Regions from separate parts of the Homo sapiens genome. Here region 2 is linked to region 1. Evidence: chromatin contacts called from ENCODE Hi-C or POLR2A ChIA-PET data. All regions are on one chromosome and are shown on one strand. Each heading gives the region's core, a stretch centred on a gene start or an enhancer-like site at or near the end of the contact. The rest is flanking DNA. Distances are from core to core; before and after follow the strand shown.

Region 1 (3,529 bases), core at 379-2,878:
GAAGTGGGAGAGCCACTGAAGGGGGTACAGATCCAGGATGTGGCTTTGGGAGCTTCCTCGGGCTATGCTGCCGGGAGGAGAGTAGACAGGGGTTCTGGGTCCAGAGGCCCATCTGTGCTGTGCATCAATCTGTGTGAAGGGCAGGGCCACAGGGGCGCTCTGGAGGTGGGCACCTGGGCGCAGGCTTGCTGCAGCTGTGTGCCTACAGGGTCCTTGTGTCTTGAGTGTTGGGCGCAGCTCACAGCTAGCGAGGCTAGCACCTGGACCCCGTTGTCATCATCTGACTCAGCACTGGTTGCTTCATGGGCCCTTCTTCCTTCCTGATAGGAAGAGGTGCCCTGAGGTGCCCTGTGCCTCCTGAGGACAGTGGCTGCCCCCAGGTTCAGGGCTCTGCTCCTCAGCATCTCCGTGGGGCTCATCGTGGGCCTCGCACTCAGCACATCCGAACTGTAGCCCAACCTTCCTTCCTCAAATCTGCTCCTCCCCATCTCAGAAAAGCCAGCCCCACTGGTCCAGTTGCTCAGGCAAAAACAAGTGAAAGAAAGCAACCCCCTCCGGAGTGCCCCAACTCCCCTCTGCTCTGTCCCCTTCCCCAGTGTAGCTGCACCATAGGAACCGCTCCCCTGCCCTGCAGTCCTCCAGCCAGGTGATCCTTTAGAGCAAGCCAGATTCCTCCCCTCCGGCCTGGGCCAGTGCTTCCCCCAGCACATGTCTCCGCTCAGGCCCTGTCTCCTTCAGGGCTGGCTTCCGGTGCCGCCCGTTCCACCCAGCCCCCGTCCCTCTGTGTGCTCTGACTGCCCCGTGCTCTGCCTCGTGTCCCCACAGCACCGTCACCAACACCCTCTGTCATTTCGCTCGTTTTCCAGCATGGGGGTGGATGGTGTTCCCTCTGTCTTGTTCACCACTGAGTCCCCAGCCCACAGTGGAGGCTCGGTGAGCTGCTGTCGGGTGAGGAGGCAGAAAGACGCCTAAAATCCACCGTTAAGAGCATCAGCCCTGCTGCTCCCGCCAGTGCTTTAACCCACTTACTGCGAAGCCTCACTTTCTTCCTGTCTGAAATAAGGGTGTTACTATGGGTATGTTAGTGATGGGTGCCACAGATGGCATTTTATGGTAGAGTTAGTATTAGCATTGTGATCTCAGGGGTTTGGTTTTATGATTTGTGTCATGTACTTAATTTCTCTTTTAATTATCAAGAGATGCGTACTGGCCTGGTGTGCCAGAAGTGTGCTGGGTGCCTTCTGTTTGTCCCCCAAGTCCTCTTTAAGAGTTCTGGTTCCTGCCACAGCATCAGTCAGCCTTTTGGAATTGTTCTAGAACATGTTTTCTGCCTGAGGCTCTCAGGCCAGTTGGATGGTGGCATTTTACGAAAATAAAGCAGCATTCCTATCTGCCCTAAAGCCCATGGAGGTGCTCCCGGTCAGAGCTGCGCTGTACCTGTGTGGGGTCTCTAGTGTGGCTGGAACCTGTCCTTTTTGGCCCCTAGTTGAGGAAGAGCTGGGCTACGCCCCCACCACCTGCCAGCCCAGTGTGTGCGGGACGTATCAGAGGAGACCGATGCCCACTCAGCCTTGCTGGTGCTGCTCATCTGTGCTGGCTTGCAGTCCGGCCTGGGGTGTTTGGAGAGAGTGAGGAGGAGGGTGAGGCTGACCTTCAACCTTGTGTCTCAGGCAGCCCTGGCAGCCTCAGTGCTCTCCTCTTTCAAATGGGCACACTGCTGTTGGGATCTGTCTGTGCAGGCAGCAGCCGGCAGAGGATCTCAGCCCCCAGGACGGGGCTACTCTCCATGCACTGGCAGCTCCCGCACAACCCTTGCCTGGAACTTCCGCCACCGGAGCTGCCTTCCCCTCACTCTCCCCTGTCACTGGGAATTTTGAAATGAATCCTCATTTGCCAGTCAGGGTGACCTAGCCTCTTCACCTACTTTTAGGAAGTGTTCTAATGTACCCCCCACTGCTCTTTGCAGGAGTCATCTGTCGCGCTTTCTTCTTCCTGACAACTTTGCTCCTGGGTCTGTGCTTGCTGTGCGGTGGCCGCCAGCCCTGTTGTGCTGGGGGCACTAGTCCCGCTTGCTTCGAGGAGGGAGGAGCCACTCCTTACTGGCACCTGCCCTCCCCAGGAGCAAGTGTCCTGTGGTGGCCGAGGATTGGCCAGTAGCAGGCCCTGCGTCATTGGTCTTGGCAGTGGAGGAGGCTCCTGCCAAAGGAGCCCCCTGCACTCGGGGGCTGGCCCCACCCCCTCCAGCTGTGCCTGTCCTTCCTGAGGTGGGGGAGGGGTGCCGCAGGGCCCCGCCCCGCAGTGGCCTGCCTCTGGGAGGCACAGGCATAGGGCAGGCGGGCGCTGTGAGGCCAGCCGTCAGTGCCGGGCCTGGGATTGGCAGAGTTCCAGGCCTTAGGCTTCATAGTGAGCTGCTGTGCACCTTGAGTACACGCCAGCCAGCCCTCTGCTGAGGACCCTGACCTGCTACCACAACAGGGGGCCCAACAAGAGAGGTCTCTGGGGCTGGAGGGAGCAGCTCTGCTGGGCACCTGAGGCCCTGCTCCATCCTGCATCTCTCAGAACCTCTGGGTAGCCTCTGGTCCTATACCAGTGAGAACGAAGTGAGGCCACACAGGCACGGCCCCCCTGATCTGGCTGTCAGTTCCACCTTGTCCATGTGGGCTGGAGCAGCTTCGAGAACTCATTCAGGGTCTTGGGTTCAAATGGGCTTCATGGAACTGAGCCCAGAGCTTACAGGGTGGGAGGCTGTGCTGGGAGGGGCCCTGCCTGGCTGGAACAGGGGCAGAGTGGGGAGCATGGGGGTTTCTTTGAGTCACAGGGAAGGGTGCTATGTCCTGGAGGTGGAGGTGCATTCTCCCTGTCCACCTGGGGACCTCATCCCCAACAGTAGTTATAAGGCCAGACTGGGAAGCTTCATCCGTAGAGTGGGGCCCTTACTTGTCCGAGGTCCTGGCCTCCCCTCATCTCTCACCTAAACAGGCTTTTCCCTGCCCTGGGCCTGGGAGTGCACATACCTGCTGTCTAAGGCAGTGCTTGAAGGAGAAATGTCCCACCCCTCCCACAGTGAGGGAAATGAGAGGAGGGGACCCACACTCTGAGGGCAGTGACTTATCTGTGGTCTCATGGGAGGCAAGACAGACAACCTGTTAGTGAGCAGTTCAGATGGGGTTTATGGGCAAGGCATGTCGGAGGAAGGAAGGACAGAGACCATAGAACTTCAGGGCTGAGAGGGACACCGTAGCATTCCTCACCTCCCCCAGAGAAGTGAGGCCATGACCTCCACATTCGACCTCTACCTGGGCTCCATTCCACGGAGGAGCTGAGGGGCAGCTGAGCAGGAGCGGGGGCGGGGGTGGACAGGGTGGCCGGGGGCAGCGGAGGCCGCACAGTTGGTGTGGGATAGGTGGTAGGTGCAGGCTGGGATGCCAGAGGGGCTGGGGACAGGTGGAGGCAAGTCTGAAAACCTGTGCCCTTGAGATTCGGAGTCTCCCTGCCTCAGCCTGGTCATGTTAAGGGTCAGCCATGGCAC
Region 2 (3,529 bases), core at 1-2,500, 41 kb before region 1:
GCAGTGGTGCAATCTCAGTTCACTGCAGCCTCCGCCTCCCAGGTTCAGGTGATTGTTGTGCCTCAGCTGCTCGAATAGCTGGGATTACAGGCACAAGCCACCATGCCCAGCTAATTTTTGTATTTTAGTAGAGATGGGGTTTTGCCATGTTGGCCAGGCTGGTCTTGAACTCCTGACCTCAGGTGATCCGCCTGCCTTGGCCTCCCAAAGTGCTGAGACAGGTGTAAGTCACCGCCCTGGATGATGCCTACCTACATCTTTGGTAGAGGAAGTTTTCCCAGAGCCTTGGGAAGGATCCAGTCCTAGGACCGTCTCAATCAGATTGTTCTCAATGGTACAGCGGTTCAGGTTTGAGCCTGGGCCTAGGAGGTGGCTGACCTGGGTCTGGATTCCCATCTGACTTATTAAGTGTGTGACCTTGGGCAACCATCTTGACTTTTTTTTTTTTTTTTTTTTTTTGAGACAGAGTCTCACTCTGTCACCCAGGCTGGAGTGCAGTGGTGTGATCTCAGCTCACTGCAACCTCTACTTCCCAGGTTCAAGCGATTCTCCTGTCTCAGCCCCCTGAGTAGCTGGGATTATAGGCACGCACCACTATATCCAGCTAGTTTTTTTTTTTTTTTTTTTTTTTTAAGTAGAGACGGGGTTTCACCATGTTGGCCAGGCTGGTCTCGAACTCCTGACCTCAGGTGATCCGCCCGCCTCGGCCTCCCAAAGTGCTGGGATTACAGGCGAGAGCCGTCGCGCCCAGCCCATCTTGACTTTTTTTTTTTTTTTTTTGATACGGGGTCTCGCTCTGTCACCCAGGCTGGAGTGCAGTGGCGCGATCTCGGCTCACTGGAAGCTCTGCCTCCCAGGTTCCCGCCATTCTCCTGCCTCAGCCTCCCAAGTAGCTGGGACTACAGGCGCCCGCCACCACGCCTGGCCAATTTTTTTTTTTTTTGGTATTTTTAGTAGAGATGGGGTTTCACTGTGTTAGCCAGGCTGATCTCGATCTCCTGACCTCGTGATCCGCCCGCCTTGGCCTCCGAAAGTGCTGGGATTACAGGTGTGAGCCACCGCGACCAGCCCCATCTTGACTTTTTTTAACCTCGGTTTTCTCTTCTGTCAGGTGTGGATATCGGCGGTAGTCCCTTGCATGAAGTGCTGATAACAGTGTGGGTTCCATCGTGTGAAGTGTGGGTACGATGACAGTCCCTCGTGTGAGTGTGGGTATGATGACAGTCCCTCGTATGAGTGTTGGTATGATGACAGTACCTCGTTCTGTGGTTATGAGGATTAAATGAAATCAGGCATGTAACGTGTTGGCACATTGCCTGGCACCAAATAAAGAATTCAGTAATTGTTAGCCACTGTTTCCTCTTTCAGTAACAAAACCTCTTGTCAACATATTAGAGATGATTCTCTTGGTGTCCCCAAAGTTTTCAGAAGTGCGCTTTTCTCTAGCAGTTTGAATCCAGGTGCCTAGCGGTAACTTTCTCCGTTGAGGGTCAGGTCCTCCCCATCCTGCCTCAGCAATGCCCGACGGACAATGGGGGAGGCCTGGACTGTGAGGATGCACGAGCAGTCCCATTCTGGGGACAGAGACAAGCAGGGCCTGGCTTGGCTGCATGTTAGTGCTGGCATAGGGGTTAGGTAGGGTCTGGATCTGCTTGAGGTGGCTTGAGATAGAGGGAGGGAGGGCCAGGGAGGTGAGGGCAGTAGGCCTCCTTGGAGGAAGAGAAGGCTGGCCCAGTGAAAGCCAGTTGAATGGATGAGTGAACTAACGCCCCTGCCCCTATGGCCCTGCCCCTCCTCACCCCTTCTGGCCTGTACTGTCCCTTCGCCTGTCCATACCAGTTTCCCAGGGCATGTCTTGCATGTAGGTTGGGTTGTCTAGGCAGCGCTGTGCTTCAGTGACACTTTGTGGTTGACTTGGGACCCTGACCACACTGAGAGCAGCGCGCTTCTCTGGGTTGGATGGCTGGGTTCTCAAGGACCAACGGCTTAGAATTGTGGAGGGTGGAGTGTGTCCCGGCCCTGTGTTTGTTTGCCTGCCTGCTGACATGAAGCCTGATGTGTGCAGCCACTCTACTGTGTGCGAGGGAAGAAAGACATCCTAGTCCGTGTTGGACATGGGCTCTGTGTGGCAGAGTTCAGCCTCTTGTGGGGCCCCGTCTTACTCTGGGGGTGATGCAGGTAAAGTCTGCTGAGGACCTAGCCTAAGGCTGTGTAGTCTGACAGATTTCTTCAGACCTTCTCTCTCTTTTTTTTTTTTCTTCTTTTTTGAGACAGAGTCTCACTCTGTTGCCCAGGCTGGGAGTGTGCAGTGGTGCAATCTTGGCTCACTGCAACCTCCACCCCCTGGGTTCAAGCAGTTCTCCTGCCCCAGCCTCCCACGTAGCTGGGATTACAGGCTCCCACCACCATGCCCAGCTAATTTTTGTATTTTTGGTAAAGACTAGGGTTTCACCATGTTGGCTAGGCTGATTTCGAACTCCTAACTTCAGGTGATCTGTCCTCCTTGGCCTCCCAAAGTGCTGGGATTACAGGCGTGAGCCACTGCACCCAGCCAGACCTTCTTATTTTTAGGCAGTGATTCTAGTGAAATTTACATTGTTCTTTATAACATATCAGCATTTTCATACTGAAGCCTCTTCCCAGCAAGGAAAACGCCATTTGAGGCAGAAACAGCAAGCATATTTCAAGGCTCTGGGATTGCTTGCTTCCCACCGCAGGAGGCAGGCGGTTTGGCCTTTGCTATCTGGCTCCTCTTGGAGCAGGGTTCCCCAGGTGCCAGCCCCCACCAGCACAGTTTTTCTCTCTGCTTGCTCCCTGGAAGCTGGCTGTTGGGCCACACAAGCAGAACTCCTCCTAGCTGGCAGAGCCCCACGTCCACCTGGCACCTGCTTTCCCCAAGCCTCGGTGTCCCTTCTGTGACATCTAAGACTTCAGGGAGGCATTGCTTCCTCCATCTTGGCCTCAGTTTATCCTGTAAGGGCTGGGGATAGTGGTGAGGACAGTTGACAGTTCTGTGAAACACTCTGAGGAGCCCTTGCTCTTCTTGCATCTTCCAATCATACTTTTATTGTCTGATACTATACATTGTCAAGGAGGTGTGGAGTATGTGTACAGCCTTGCATTTCTCTATTCTTTTTGTTTTTGTTGTTTTTTTTTTTTTGAGATGGAGTCTGGCTCTGTCACCCAGGCTGGAGTGCAGTGACGCGATCTTGGCTCACTGCAAGCTCCGCCTCCCGGGTTCATGCCACTCTTCTGCCTCAGCCTCCCAAGTAGCTGGGACTACAGGCGCCCACCACCACGCCCGGCTAATTTTTTGTATTTTTAGTAGAGACAGGGTTTCACCGTTTTAGCCAGGATGGTCTCGATCTCCTGAACTCATGATCTGCCCGCCTCGGCCTCCTGAAGTGCTGGGATTACAGGCGTGAGCCACTGCGCCCGGCCTTTTGTTTGTTTTTGAGTTAGGATTTCGTTCTGTCATCCAGGCTGGCGTGCAGTGGCACAAAAATGGCTCACTGGAGCCTTGACTTCC

What was found. Hi-C counts contacts between places; a loop is a spot of excess contacts on that map. ChIA-PET counts read pairs that join two places held with the same protein, here RNA polymerase II (POLR2A). Pooled maps may share reads with other maps.
Region 2: a loop to region 1 is called in a map of endothelial cell of hepatic sinusoid, with 13 times the contacts of the local background. The contact joins two enhancer-like sites. A Hi-C loop is called at or near these places in 17 of 168 maps with a recorded cell type or tissue (CD14-positive monocyte, GM11168, HepG2 and 11 more), 5 of 37 single-sample maps with no recorded cell type and 11 of 50 pooled maps. POLR2A ChIA-PET finds 5 or more read pairs at or near these places in 22 of 52 experiments (AG04449, B cell, CD4-positive, alpha-beta T cell and 17 more).

Annotation. Positions count from the first base shown.
Region 1 is chr19:19,460,168-19,463,696 of GRCh38, forward strand. The region is part of intron 1 of GATAD2A (GATA zinc finger domain containing 2A); the gene reads left to right. Among named protein-coding and RNA genes, the nearest start is that of MIR640, 27 kb to the left of the region's middle. RefSeq lists enhancers at 1-83, 394-513, 844-983, 2,107-2,888. Within about 2 kb of position 1,629, at least 6 of the 41 ENCODE cell types and tissues checked have a DNase peak (open chromatin) inside an H3K27ac peak, as active enhancers do.
Region 2 is chr19:19,419,570-19,423,098 of GRCh38, forward strand. All of the region lies in intron 1 of GATAD2A (GATA zinc finger domain containing 2A), which reads left to right. Among named protein-coding and RNA genes, the nearest start is that of MIR640, 14 kb to the right of the region's middle. RefSeq lists an enhancer at 1,293-1,352. Within about 2 kb of position 1,251, at least 4 of the 41 ENCODE cell types and tissues checked have a DNase peak (open chromatin) inside an H3K27ac peak, as active enhancers do.